Linked DNA regions of Mus musculus: region 1 is linked to region 2. Evidence: chromatin loops called from intact Hi-C (ENCODE). Cell type or tissue: left cerebral cortex. All regions are shown on one strand. Links, peaks and the distances in the headings refer to the core of each region. The heading gives the core; the rest is flanking DNA.

Region 1 (7,578 bases), core at 3,435-5,934, 87 kb after region 2:
GCTCAATTAATTCTTCAGGCTGGCAAGATTAAGATTAAGGAATCAGCTGGTTCAGTGTCTTAGGAAAGGGCTGTTTCTTGGTTCATAGATGGCAACTTCTCATTGTCTTTACACATGGGGAGGGTCTTTTCTAAGGGTCTAATCCCATTTATGAAGGTTCTACCAACCCATGATCTCATCACCTCTCAATGGCCTCACGCTATAACCTAGGCTCTTGGGGTTCAGCACATGAATTTTGGAGTCAAAGCAACGTTCAGACCTCAGAAAGCCACATGTATCAGCTGGTGCTGGTGAATTAAGACATGTCTAACAATTCCTGTGAGCAAAGGGTTGTGGTTTTGACCTGTTTGGTGGCTGCTCCATCATTCACAGGACACAATGCATTTGGCCCTGATCTGAGGATCATCAGAGTGTCATTATGATGGTGACAAAGACCTTATAGAGAATCATTAGTGCCCAAAGGCTGACCCATAGGCATTAAGAGGTAGATTTCAAGAGGGTGTGTGTTTGCTCAAAGGTGAATACTCAGGCTATTTCTGAGCAATGGTTTCTCAGTCTCTAGACTATCAGGGTTGGTAGTGAGGTCAGTAGACTAGTGATTGTTTCTTTCTCATCAGGACAAAAGATGGACTTCCAGCAGCAAGTTTTCCTAAGAGTGTATTAAGTAAACGCAGTATCCACAGTTCTCACTCTGCTTCACTTAGACATTAACCCGAGTAATGGGGAACCCCAGTCTTTCATAGCTCAGCGTAGAATCCAATCACAGATGAGTGGAGGGAAAGTTAGAGAAATGAAGATTTTAGGACTACAGGGTGTATCCTCTACTGCTCTTCAGGCTTGCCTGGACTTCGCAGAACAAACATCTCTCAACTTTCAAATGTAGGTTTCATCATCCCAGGAGATTCACAAAGTGCAGACCACTCTAGAGTTGCAATTTGCTTACACATTGGCCAAGTACAATTGCTGGAGTGACCAGGATACTTCCCACACCTGTCAGCATTTCCATTGTCCTGTCTTGCAAGAGAGCACAGAAGAGCCTTGAGGGTGTGTTGGTGGTACAACCTCCCTGACTGCTCTTACATTTAGCACAGCATGGTCACCATTACCTATCCATTGGCTCCAGCTGGTTGGGCACTGACTTGGAGGGTGTCTCACCACAAGCCTATTATGCCAGCATGGTCTCCAGATCATTCAGCTGGCCTTTGGTCCCCAGAAATTTTCTGCTTCTTCCATAAGACTCCCAGCTTCCATCAGATAATGTTCTCTCTCTCTCTCTGTCTCTTTCTCTGTCTCTGTCTCTGTCTCTGTCTCTGTCTCTGTCTCTCTCTCAATGATTTTAAAAACAAAGTGGCTTTTCTATACCTTCATATAACACCCAAGAATATTTAAGTATTTTATGAAGTTATTTTTTTAATTTCATGAGCACCCATGCTTAGGGCCTATTTCTTAAACGTTCCCCAAGTTCCCCCAACATCACCATCAGTTAGAGTCCAAGTGTCTCACTAGGAGCCTGTGAGACACCATTCACATCTAATCCACAACAGTACAGCATCATTAGATTAAGTCTCTAAGTTGCCTGTGAACTGTAGTTTTAAATAAATCCATTTCTATATGGACTGAAATCACAATTTGTGTTTTAAAATACATTAAGGAATCTTGAAATGCCAGTTATTATATTATATATACCTATGTCATTAAAATTCCTTTTGAAATAGAGATGTCAGTATGGAATATTTTTTCTGGAATATTTTTTAACTCAGTGGTAAAATATTTAATAGTTCCTAGCTGTGGTAGTTTTAATCGTCAGTCTGACACAATTTAGAATCACATGAGAAGGGAGTCTCCATGAAGAATAAATTAGACTGGGTTGGCCATGGGCATGTCTGTTGGTGATAATCTTGATCAGTAGGGAAGACCCAACCCACTCTAGGCCACACATTTCCTGGCCTTGTATCGAAGTGTGTAAACTAAGCATCAAGCATGCGCAACTTCAATTTTTTTCTTTTCTTCTCTGCACAGTGGATGTCATCATTGGCTAGTTCAGGTCCCGGCCACTTGACTTCTCTTATGTGATGGACTGGAACACCTCTCCTCCACGTTGCTTTTTGTCAGAGTACGAAATGAAACCAGGACAGTAGCATTAACTTAAATTTATAGTCTACGATTACAAGGAACTGACTGAAAAACATTCAGCTATGCCCATCCGCTGCAGATACAGTGGCTAGGCGACAGGGAAGGAAGGCGTTCCCTGGGGTATGAAGTCCTGTTTGAATAAATGCAATTAAAAATTACAATATGTGATGTTTAGAATAGAGAACTGGAGTGCAAACATCATATAATTTATCTTTATTCAAATGGAGAGGCACTCGCAAAGGGCTGAGTTGTCTTCTTGTACTCCTTTCAATTCTGTGAAGTTGAAAAAAATAAATCAAAACAGGTACACCTCTGCAGTAGCACAACTTCCCCCCCTTTCCAAACTAATTATGATCTAAATTACAATATTCTCAAGTCAGATTTGATTTTAATTAACTTATAATTTGCATACAGTAAAATAGCCAGGTATCTGGTATTGCCGGTCTTGTGCTGCCCCCACACCAGCGGTGGTACAGTGTTTTGCTTGCTCTAGAAAATTCCCCAGTGGCCTTTCATGGTTAAGCCCTGAGAAAGGAGCAGTCTTTGATTCCTCTCTCCATAGATTATCTAATTTTCACATCTTTAAGAAGCAAGATGCCTTTGATGTCCCTTGTAGTCTGTGGGGAAATTCATGTAGGGACGGGTCACATATTGTCTGACTATTAGGAGTGGAAATTTTCCCCATGCACAATATTAAACACGAGGAGCTTTGGCTCTCCGAGGTGGTCACAAGCAGTAGAAGGGGCTTCAGGAGGAAGGGTTTAGGGGCTGAAATACAAGATGGGTGGGCACTCATGGGTGAAGACATAGATAGCATGGTGCTTTCTTCTTTCTAGGGATTCTCCATGGGAAATACCTTCCATCTCTCCCCTGCAGACTGACATAGGAATGCCAATATATATATATATGTATATGTATATGTATATGTATATGTATGTATATGTATGTATATGTGTGTGTATATATACACACACACATATATATAATGATATAGTGATGCATATCTGAGAGTGCAAAGGTGTGGGCCATCTTGGACAATAAAGTAACATGAGGGCATTAAGGGACTCTTACATGAAGCATATGAAGAATGTGTTGGGCAGGGAAGGGAGGGCTCTGATGTCATTGTAACTCACGGAATAACTGTAACAGAAAGATTTGTCAGCCTTGAACGGTGTATTTCTAGATGTCCAATTTGTCAATGCTATGTATATTTGAGAGTGCAGATACTGCTATCTGATGCGCTTAGCAGCTGTGGTGCTTATCTTTCACAAAGGCTCCTGCACCAGGGCTCGTTCCTCAGTCGTCACTGCAGTGTCTGGACAGGTTGAGGCACAGACACTGAGCTGTTCTAAGGGCGAGGATGGAAGGTTTCTAAGTGTGGTGATCAGGGTCCACCGTGCTCTCAGAAGTCCATCACCTATTTTCTGACATTTCTATGTGAATCTGCAGGGGAGAAGTGGAAGGGATTTGCATGGAGCATCCCTTGAGACAGTTTAGCACCACTGTGCTATTGGTGACTTCCTTCCTGGATGCCCATCTCCTGCTTCAGCCCCAACTCAGTAAGAAAAGCAAATCCCATTTCAGTCATGAGCCACTCGAACGGTTTCCTCTTCGTGGTGTCTTTATGAATGGTGCTGGCTGTTTTCAAACTGTAAGTTGCCCATGGCATGTGCTGTAAGCCAGCACACACAGAAGCCTGCCTGTGACATCCAGTGAAGGCAGCATGCACCTTGGGCTATTGAATCACACACCCCTGAGACATGTAACAAGATCAATAACTCCTACTACTTAATGATCATTAAAAGGTCATGTGTGTGGGAAATGGTGTTTGTCAGATGGAAGATTTCAGTAGCTTTCACTGTTGTTGACAAGAATATTCCATGGCATGTTGGTATTGGATGCCAGAGAACTTCAGGAAGATAATGTTTGATTTTGTTTGAACCAATGGGTATCCCTGAATGGCTCAGTCATCTCTATATGGTAGAGTAGCCACTGTTTACCATTCTAAACTATTGTATAGCATGCAATTTAGAATATTAAAACAAGGTGTGATACAGAAGGCATATTGTATATTACTATTACAAGATATACACCGTGGAGCGTATCTGTGGAAAATGTAAATCAATGTTCCAGTGTTGGCATTGGGAAAGGAGCGTAAGGCCCATCCTGAGTGGCTGATGTGTGGCTCTTGGTTGTCTCTATTCTACAGATGACATGGTGCCACCAGAATAGCTTGGGATGTGCTGGCGGTAATGTAAAAATAGTCATAATAACAATGCTGAGGCGTGCATGGTGCTTTCTCCTCTTGAAATTTCAGAGCAGCTCCCAGTAGGGCACTGTGACTCACTGACAAGCCGTCTGGAGGGAAGTCAGTGTGCGTGGCTTCCCTTTTCAGTGAGGAGTTGGACCGTAATCGTCAGCACAGTCTCTGAGGTGCCTACATCTGGAGAGACGGCCCTGTGAGGCATGGAAGAGATGCTCTGAGGTGTCCACCTCCCACATCCTCAGGATGTGCCTTTCTTAGGAAACCACTGATTTGTCACCCCAAAGTCCTTAAAAAAACAAAAAACAAAAAAACTCCAAATATAGACAGCAGTGTACGCTCTTAGTCATCCACCCTGGCTCACTCTTCCAAAACAGCTCTCACCATGTGGGTAGGTTCTGCTCAGGCTGGGCTCAGGTCCACTGGGAATTTCCTTTAACTGTGTTGACAATAAAGACAACATTACATACCTGCATGAAGGGAAGAGTTAGAGGCCACTTTAGACTTCCACTGAGAGGAAGAACTGAAGCCCCCTGCATGAAGGAAGCTCTACCCACCAGGGATGGCAGCTCTACAGTGCTTGTCTACCTGCTGAGGGGTGGTAGTCTCTGCTATCATGGCTCCTACCATCAGCAACCCCTGTTTTTACCCATTGTTCCACCAAGGAACATTGGCTTTTGTTTCCCCAAACTGTGGATGATGATCTGACGTTCCCTGAACTCCAGAATCTGTTCAACCCCTGTACTCAGGTATTTCGTGCCAAGCTCAAGGACAGTGACCATGGATAACATGTTTCCAGTCAGTTGTTGGTAGCTGAGGTTCCTCCTACTGCCACCACAGTGAGTCACCTCACAGCATGGGTGTTCTAGTCCCACCATCAGGGTGATCTTAAACTTGTTGGCTAGCACAAAATCCCTAGAATGTATGGTATCCCGTGTATTATGCATGAAGAATGCAGGTATGTGTATTACATACCCGCATGAAGGGAAGAGTTAGAGCCCACTTTAGACTTCCACTGAGAGGAAGAACTGAAGCTCTTCATGAAGAAAGGGGCTTGAAGCCCACCTTGTGCTCCACTGTGATCAGGGGTCTCCTTCATTTCCTGTGTCTTCTACAATATTTCTGCCATGGAGGGAACATTTGGACGGTTCCCATTCATGGTTAGTAGTTTGTAGCTTCCAGTGTCCACCTATGGCATATAGTAGGGCCCTTTGTCAAATTACACTAACCTGAATGTCATGCCGTATGTGTGAACTCTGACCTAATCAGGCCACAGAGGTCCATCCCCAAGAAATTAGAAACGCATTTCCCTTCTATCAGTTTATGATCTGTTCAGTTGCCTGAAGTTTAATTGTGTGACTCTGTCTTGTAAGCAGGTTTGTTGGCCCAGCAGCTTCTTAGAGCCCTGGTGGCAGAGACAGGCAGATCCACATTTGCTGAGCTTCCTGCTTCCCTGGGCTTTGTGAAACGGAAGATGCTCAACTCTCAGAAGGATAGAGAGGGTGGCCAGTTAATCCTTACACCGAATCCCCAACCTCTCATCAGTGGAAAGTCTGGTCTCTATACAAAGGGACGTTCTAGGTAGCCTTTCACGAGAAGTGCATCATGCTATGTGTGATATGAGAGAAGCCACAGGACACTATGCTAACTTAAATAAGTCAGATGGAAAGATAAGTCAATCCCATCCGTTCATACATAGAATCGAAATTGTCTAACCCAGCGAAGTAAAGACCACAGCTGAGAAAGGACACAGAGGATTTAGCTAACTAGGAGACCAACTTCTGTGGCCCTCCCATACAGCAGAGTAGCGGTGGTTATAGCTGCATTCTTGGAAGTTGCTGAGAGTGGATTTTTTTTAAATGCCCACCAAAATCAAAATGAGCTAATGAGGCTGTGTGCCTGCTAATGAGCTTGATTCATCCACTGTAAAATGTGTACATACTTCAAACCATCATCCCATACGCTGCGAATACATAGACTTCTTGTCAATTAAAAGACTGATTCATAATTAACACTGTACTTTTCTACAAGCTCCTCACTTTTAATGATAAAAATACATTTTATTTATTTATTTTTGTCAAAATGAAAATGCATACGCTGCTGATCCAACCATTCTTAAACCCAGTAATTCATTGATCAGAAAAGAGGAGTAATGGATTCAAATGAATGCTTGTTAAAGGGGCTCAGCGTTCATCAGCAGCTGTTTGATGCCTGGCCCCATGTGTGCGACTGAAAAACCACAGCAGCTCTGCCCAGCTCCTGTCGTCAGCAAGTCCCACAGGAAAGAGAGAAGCACGCCACTGTGCGGGGACCTCTGTCATCTGAGAGCTGTTATTGGAGTCACCAAAACTGACACTGGAGATTAATATCTGTTTGCTCCTGGAAATCTGGAGTTTGGACCCCAGGCTGATATCCAAAGTATAGTTTTAAAGTTCTCGTTCAGCTCATGCCTAGGGAAAAGCAGCAGCTGTTGCTGAGGTGAGCCTAGGGTTCTGACAGGGTGCAGAACCAAGGCATCACATTGATTTGTGGTGTGGATCAATATTGCCACTTCAAAGACCGGCTACTCAGAAGATACATGACCATGTGTGTACGGCTGAGCTTTGAGGGGATGCTACTCTAGAAGAAGGAAAATGGAAGACAATGCATACCATAAGTGGAGAATAAATGAGGGGTGAGCTGAAGAAAGTTCAGGGCCTTTGACAATTTGTTATGAAGGCTGCAGCCACTTGCTGGAGCATAGTAGGACATTAAGCACAGAGCTGTCACTTATTATATCAGACTCATTCCTAACATGAGCTCCTAGAATAGGGGCTACCTTATCTTGGACATATGGAGAAGGATGCTCATCACAGGCACTTTCCTTTGAGACAGCTACCACAGTGGAGGAGAGTTGGAAATGAAGACACAGCCTCAAATCCTGTATCATAAATTAGATCAGGAAGGATGGGAGCTGGCCGCTTCTTGTGTAGCCACAGCAGCTGATTCTGTTTAGAGACCGAGTCTCCGTGGATGCTCTGTTTTTTAAAGTCACGACACATTCTTTTGTAAATAGGTATTTTATTGCAAATTTGACATTTATTTTAGATGTGCATGTATGTAAATCCATCGACATAGAATTGTGCACATGCACACACACATACACATAAATACATACAGGCATACACACACATGGACACACA
Region 2 (7,578 bases), core at 3,001-5,500:
GGGTGGTCATACTGACCTCTTAAAGTTCGCTGACAACCGATTTCAGTCAGCAACTCAAGTTGGCAGTTTTACTAAAGCTCTTCCGTGGATGAGCTTGTCCATCTATGGTTGTTTTGAGTCAATCTGAGGGAGACCATGACTCCTTGGTGATAGTTAAGCATTTATCTGACTACCGCTTTAGAAATCAAGGATCCTATCTGGTGGGGCTCTGTGCAGATTTCCTAAGAGCTTTGTCAGTTTCCCTGACAGAAACAAGCACTCACGTCTGCTTCAAAAGAGATGGTGAGAAACTGCCGTCGGGAAAACATGGAAGGTTCTGGCAAATCTTTATTCAGTATTTAATGATTAGAGCTGGACTAGATGCCGAGTGAGAAAGAGAGTGTTTGTCTGAGAAGATGTGGGCAGAGCTCCTATTAGAGACAAGTGACAGATGTCTCAGAATTCCCAACCATGCCAGCATTGGTGAGTTCATAGACACCTGGCTCTGTCATACAGAAATCCAACCCTGGCAGTACCACAGCTCTTCCCAGCTGTGTTTTGCTGATCCTACATAAGTCAGGTGCCTCCAGCCACCCTGGTTACGATGGTATCCTTCTCTCTAGGATAACCCAACTGTTTACCAGGCCTGGTGTGCCGCTGGCCACGCTGGTCTCTGTTTTCTGTATGAGATAGGACTGTGTATTGGACAGGAGCATATTAGTTCTAGAGCCACTTCTGATCCAGATGGCTCAGTTGTGGTTTGGTTCCTCCCTCTGTGAAATAAGGTACAAGTCCCTTATAGTACTGTCCCTTAGGCTCTCAGGAGGCAGATGAGCAAAGCACATGGTCCTGGGGAACCCTTAGTACAAGGGTTTTCCTCTTCCTCCTGGTTGGACTTCATTTTCCTCCTGGTTGGATGTTCTTCTCCCTCCTGGTTGGATGTTCCTCTTTCTTCTGGTTGGATGTTCCTCTTCCTCCTGGTTGGACTTCCTTTTCCTCCTGGTTGGATGTTCCTCTTTCTTCTGGTTGGATGTTCCTCTTCCTCCTGGTTGGACTTCCTTTTCCTCCTGGTTGGATGTTCCTCTTTCTTCTGGTTGGATGTTCCTCTTCCTCCTGGTTGGATGTTCCTCTTCCTCCTGGTTGGACTTCCTTTTCCTCCTGGTTGAATGTTCTTCTCCCTCCTGGTTGAATGTTCTTCTCCCTCCTGGTTGGATGTTCTTCTCCCTCCTGATTGGATTTTTCTATTCCTCCTGGTTGGATGTTCCTCTTCCTCCTGGCTGGATTTTCCTCTTCCTCTTGGTTGGATGTTCTTCTCCCTCCTGGTTGGATTTTCTTCCTCTTCCTCCTGGCTGGATTTTCTTCTCCCTCCTGGTTGGATTTTCCTCTTCCTCCTGGCTGGATTTTCCTCTTCCTTCTGGTTGGATTTTCCTCTTCCTCTAGGTTGGACCTTCCTCTTTCTTTCTTCTGGTGAATTTACTAGGTTTGCTCTGATCTAGTCTGTCTTCTGTTCCCACCACTTGGCAGAAAACCTGGTGAATGTGAAGCCAGCAGTGCTGTATCCTGTTTCCTCACCAAATCCCACCATACAGTGGCATCCTTACCCCATGTGCCTCCCAGGGTACTTCTTGTTCTAGGCCTCACTCACCTGTGTCAACTTTACCCCAGGCTGTACCCTTTCATCCCTGGGTACAGCCTGGAGTAAAGTCATTACATCAGGTGCCTCTACTCTACTTATTCATTACTCCAAGGCCCACTCTCCATTGTCATTCTTAACCCAGACTCCACTCTTCCATGTAAGCATTATTTCAGGTCTCACTCTGTATTTCTTTTTTTTTTAATATTTATTTTATTTATATGAGCACACTGTAGCTGTCTTCCCACACACCAGAAAAGGGCACCAGATCTCATTCTAGATAGTTGTGAGCCACCATGTGGTTGCTGGGAATTGAACTCAAGACCTCTGGAAGACCAGTAAGTGCTCTTAACCACTGAGCCATCTCTCCAGCCTTTGATCTTGTATTTCATTATAACTTCAGCTCCTTCTCCCACTTCATCATTACCTCAGGCCCCACCCTTCCACTTCAATATTATCTGGGGGTCCTTTCTACTTATGGAAACTGTAGTGGGTGGATTCATTAACCATGGATTCTGGGCAATGATACAACACCAGAAGAAGGTAAAGCAGAAATGTACTCCATTAGTAAGCAGGGGAGAGGGACATAGCATTAGCTATCATTTTTTTTTTTTTGGACTTTGAGTCAGTTGTTTTAATGACTGGAGACTCTACTTCTGTGGTCTTCAATGAACTAGGAAACATCTAGAGAGCAAGGAGCCACTGATAAGACATTTTAGTGAACAAAGTGTAGATCCCAGATCTGAGTCCCGCTTGCATCATTTCTCTGTGGTATCATTATGAGATACTCCAGAGCCTGATATGGACTGCTGAGTGATTAGCAGGGAGTAGTGCCAGTAGCCTGGTGACCAAGACAGGAGGTACTAATTCTCTCTTGGCTCTGGAGGCCAGACTCTGAACGTGAGGTACAAGCTGAGGGAATGGTTCATTCTGTAGTTTCTAGGGGTCCATTCCACGCCTCTTTACACAACCTGGTGGTGACTGGAGATCCTGGTGTTCTTTGGCTATAGAACCATCAGTCTAGTTAATTTGCCTGTCTTCACGTTGATGTCAGTGTCCTGGGATGCTTGTCATTGGTCTTCCCTAATTAGAGAGTGATCTCATCTCAAGGTCCATAATTATGTCTACAAAGACTTATTTCCAATAATATGGTATTCTGAGGACCCAAGTGGACATAGCTTTGCAGGGTGGGCGTGGAGGAAGGCATTTAACCTACTCCAGTGGTGAAGGCAACCTCCTTGCTGAGCACATCCTATTGCAGGAGCTTACTTTCCTGAAAGAGGTCTTCAGTGTCCACTGAGAGGAAGCATATGTATGTATAGTTAGTTATTCCTTCCAGTAACCTGCTGTGTTGATGGGGCAGACTGAAGAAGATCTGTATTGGTTTACTGGGTTTTTTTAAAAAAATATTTAATTATTTATTTTATGTATATGAGTACATTGTAGCTGTCTTCAGATGCACCAGAAGAGGACATCAGATCCCATCACAGCTGGCTGTGAGCCACCATGTGGTTGCTGGGAATTGAATTCAGGACCTCTCCAAGAGCAGTTGGTGCTCTTTAACTGCTGGGTTATTTCTCCAGCCCAGATTTACTGTACGCATATCATGAATATTAAAGCAAGGTTTTGCTGTGGCTACTCCTTTACACTGAGTAACCTCAACACAGATTCCCCACTGGGGTCCGGAAGCACATTCCCTCAGACCAGTAGCAGCACACTATAAACTTTGCAGCTTAAATGGTTGAGCCACAACGTACTTTAAAGGAGTATGTTAGTCTAATTTGGTCCAAACATAGTGTGTCCTGTCCTAAGCCAGTACTATGAATAGTGAATTGTCTAGCAGAAACCCTGCCTTTTCCAAGTGAGCTGTCAGGCCACTGGAGTAATTCAGGGAGATCCAGGGAGGTTTTTCTAGGACAGTATTTCTGAATGTCTCCTGCAGTATTTGCACAGTGGCCAGGCTCAATGGCTATTCTCTTATCCTTGGTCATCACCAGCCACTGTCTCTGTAGACATGTCGGTGGAGGAATCCAAAGCTCTAATAAACCCAAGCTCTTTGGTTATTCTGCATGTGCTTTTAGAGAAAGTTACTTTGCTATTATGAGGTTTTAGGCATAGTCCTTTGGCCATCCACTGGGCACATAAGGTTCTCATTATCTTTACCAGATCACACCCTTAACTCTACTAGGATTCTTGTGTGTAATGTTTGCCTCCTCGGGTGGAGTTTCTGTACTTCAAACATAAGTGATCAGGTTATTTTCTACCAGGACACCTGCAACTGAAGCAGGTGTAAGGATGTGTAGATGCCAGCGGTCTCTGGTCTGCCCTCCCATTCCCCCTCCTGCTTACAGTTGGTTCTTAGCCCAGTCCGGTATACTGAAAGATTGGAGTGGAAGGCTTGCCTCTTTCCCCTGCAACTTCTCAGATGCCAGGGCGCTTGGAATCTTCAGCATGAGTTGCTCGTGTAGACGGGCCTCTCCGAACACCCTGCCCACTCACTTTTATGAAGACCTGTGTCGTCAGCTCTGTGACGCTTCGTAGGAAGTTGCCCATTTATGGCTACTAGAGCAAATGATATCATCACAATAGGTGGCTCCTGTCTAAATAGGGATCGTTTGTGAAATGAGATTATAGGCATTTATCTGAAAGAGCAAGAGACAGAGCACCTGCTCTCCGTAATTGCTGTCCCGGGGGACAGCACTGTGCTCTAATCAAGGCGTCCATCTCCATGGCTAATTTTGTTACCAGCAGAGAGCTTGCGTTTAGCGCTCAGTGCCAGGCAGCCCCCATATCCACATGGAATCCACTCCAGATCCATGTTTTCTATTACGCTTGAATATATGGGACATGCATAGGGATCCTATGCCCGCCACCGTGCTGCAGTGTGCCTGTTTTGCAGAGTACCGTGGATGCCTAGTCCAAGCCGAGGCTGACTGGAGCTGTGACCACTCACTTGGTCACCCTGGCCTCCTCCTTCCTTTGCAGCGAGGTTGAAGTGCCTCTGCGTGCATAGCTTCCCATCTGCTGTGGAGCTGCCTTGCACTTCACATTCGGATGCTGCAAGGCGTGCAGCAGGAGTCTCGCTTCGGTAAGTCAAAGGTGACTCATTTCTCACTTTCCCTGTGTCTTGGATGTAGACTTTACTAGTTCCGTGGCCTCTGGGAAATGATACTTAACTGATCAGCACTCGACCAGCTAAACCGACAGCTGCTTACCTCTCTGTACTTTGCAGCATGTTTTTTTTTTTTTATGTTTTTTTTTTTTCTTTCATTGCTCTGTTTCATAGACCTAGGGTTGTACTGCTTTCGTAAGTGAAATACTCATGTCTTGATAGATGGTAGTGACAGCCAGGAGACAGCACTGCAATCCAGGGAGCATCCTCCATTCTCTGGGGGGACTTGGGGGAGATGGTCTTGCACAGCAATCCAGGACCATAGCATTGTCCTAGGCAGACAAGTTCTGTCTCTAATTAACCATCATTTCGATAGTCACCAGATACTGGAGCAGTCTGTAATGCAAGCACTGTTTTGGCTGGCTCTCCTTTTATTTCAGCAAAGATGTGGCAACTGGGCTGTGGGTTCCGTGATCCCCTGGGAATGAGTAAATCCAGGGACCTTAGGTCATTAAACCTGTGTTTCATAGGCTAGCAAGAGAGAGAAGCCTGCGGAGAGGGCTTCCTTTGTGTGGCTGAGTGCAGTAAAGGGTTTTGAGCTCTTCCCAGCTGCAGTTGAATAGGATGAAAGAGGGGAGAGGTGCTGGGATGGACACCCGCTGGGAAGAGCTGTCTGTGCCCGGTCTTTATAACCAAAGCCCCTTCCAAAGCACTAATTTCGCGCTTACCCCAAGTAGCCCTCCTTGGCTTTGTAGGAGGAGATGGTGTGCAAGTGTCATGGACTTGCTGAGCTTTTGAATAAAGCGTGCTTTGGAGTGCACAGTCTGACAGGGAGCTCTGAGAACCCAGCCAACTGCTTCACACCAGCCAGGAAGGTTTTTTTTTTTTTTCCCCTTTGCAGCGAGGAACTGTGTAGCTGGTCCAGCTGATGTGGCTGGTCCCCAGCCTCCTCTGGGTGAGCGAGCCACAGGGATGAAGATGAGGTGTGCCTGGTGTGGTCTTTCTCCGCACACTTCCTTCTCACTCTGCCTTGACATGTTCCGTTTTATTCTTGCTTTCCCTCTGGAAAGGAAACACTCCTCTCCAAAGAGCACGGCCACATCTGGCCACATCTGGCCCCTTCCGGGCACCGAAGAGACTTGTTGTTGCCTCCGCATCTGGGTAGTCGCTGGCTGTACACATTCCCCGTTATAAATGGCTGAGTTTTCACAGGGAGGACTTGCACGCTGCAAAGGACTGAGCATGTCCAGAGGGAAGCTGCCATTGGCTTCCGCGTTTCCAGGTGGATATCGACTGCTTCATTCATAATTCTATCCCCAGAGCTCAGGTCTGTCACCTTCCAGGAGCTCAGTGTCCAGGAGGAATTTTGTAGCCTTAAGTCTATTCCCAGGTGAGGGTCAGTCCATTCGACTTTACCCAGCCCTTTAAATTATGCTTCATCGAGCAACAAGTATTTTATTACCCACAACCACCCATCACCCTTGCCCTTCACCCGAGAGAGCTCACAGGACCACACTCGACATCCCAGTACTGCATGGATGTCCCAGCCTTTGGTTGGATTTGTAGCCCAAGTTGAAGGTTGCTGCTGGAAGTAAGCCTAGAGAGACGTTTAGATCACAGCACAGTTAGACATCTGCTAGAGAAGCAGGCCACTGGCTCTTTCCCTAAGTTTAAACCCCGCCTTTACATGTATCCATTACTCAGTGCTAAGTGTATTTAAGTAATGTGTACTTTTTTTTTTTAAATCGAATCAGTTCAATATAATTAAAGCAGAAGGTGGGGCAGTAGAAATGAAGTATGACTTTGTGACAGTGTTCACCCACATGTAACCACAGCATGTGCACACAGGTCTCTGGCAGACATTTCACAGCCCTGCTGTGATGCTGTTTGAGGCCTCTAGGTATTTTCTGGACAAACTTTAGTTCTCTCTCGTGGTCTCAAACACGGCTTCCAAACTATGTGCAGCCTTTGCTTTCTAGACTAGCGTCATTTTATATACATAAAATGCAAGTTTTGATTTTTGAAACTTACTTCATGGAGTGTGTGTGTGTGTGTGTGTAAGTAGTGTGCCATGTATGTATGGAGGTCAGAGATTGACTTTGGGGACTGAGTTCATGGCTTTCACCTTGTTAAGGCGGGGCCAGCCTTCTGTCTGCCATGCATAGGGTATTCCAGCTGGCCTCTGAGCTTCTGCCGTGTTTTCCTATCTCACATGCTGTCTCTGCAGTAGTGCGAGGATCACACATTGCATCTAGCTTTTCTTCTTTTTTTTAACCAAAAAGATTCTGGAGACTAAACTTGGGCTTGCATGCTTGTGAGGTTTGTTCTTTCCCCTTCTGAGCAATCTCTCCTCCCTGAGTTTTATTTTTTTGTTTCTCCTTCAGTGAATGGGTCTGCACCTCAGTGGGGTACGCTGAATTCCGTGAAGTATTCAGTCAGTGCAGGCTGCTGAAACTCCCAATATCCTAGACCGTGGGAGCAGAGCTCTGCAGTCCTCTGTGCTGTATTAGAAAACATGGTCTTTCCAGCATTATCTTTCTTCATGGATCATGCCATGAAGCCATGCTTTATCCCCCTCTTACACAAGCCTGATCCCCCATGTCCCACACGGGTGGTCTGAGAAAGGGGCAAGGAAGGCTGCTGAGGAAGAACTACAGATGTCAGAGGAGGTAAGAGGGTACTTAGGAAGGATGCTGGCATGACTGTTGCCATTGAGATAACAGCAGACACCTACGCACTGTGTGCTTCCAGCCAGTGTACAGTGTGTGGGATATTTCTGAATCAGTCACACCCCCACATGTTAATGGTGTGCTTCCTTTATGCACCCAGCAGCTGAAAACACAGTTATGCACCC

What was found. Hi-C counts contacts between places; a loop is a spot of excess contacts. Peaks named below come from ENCODE experiments on the same cell type or tissue, not always from the same donor. Only the 100,000 strongest peaks of a DNase experiment are listed, where the experiment ranks them.
Region 1: it touches region 2 in a loop (2.0-fold over the local background); 2 of 42 quality-filtered maps call a loop at or near these places.

Annotation. Positions count from the first base shown.
Region 1 is chr8:14,463,706-14,471,283 of GRCm38, forward strand. The region is part of intron 3 of Dlgap2 (DLG associated protein 2); the gene reads left to right. Among named protein-coding and RNA genes, the nearest start is that of Gm26184, 190 kb to the left of the region's middle. In left cerebral cortex, for the core only: no CTCF peak of the experiment used is centred there; a DNase peak (open chromatin) is centred at 4,583; H3K27ac peaks cover 184 bases.
Region 2 is chr8:14,377,489-14,385,066 of GRCm38, forward strand. The region is part of intron 3 of Dlgap2 (DLG associated protein 2); the gene reads left to right. Among named protein-coding and RNA genes, the nearest start is that of Gm26184, 110 kb to the left of the region's middle. In left cerebral cortex, for the core only: no CTCF peak of the experiment used is centred there; DNase peaks (open chromatin) are centred at 4,175, 4,413 and 5,336; H3K4me3 peaks cover 1,634 bases; H3K27ac peaks cover 1,114 bases.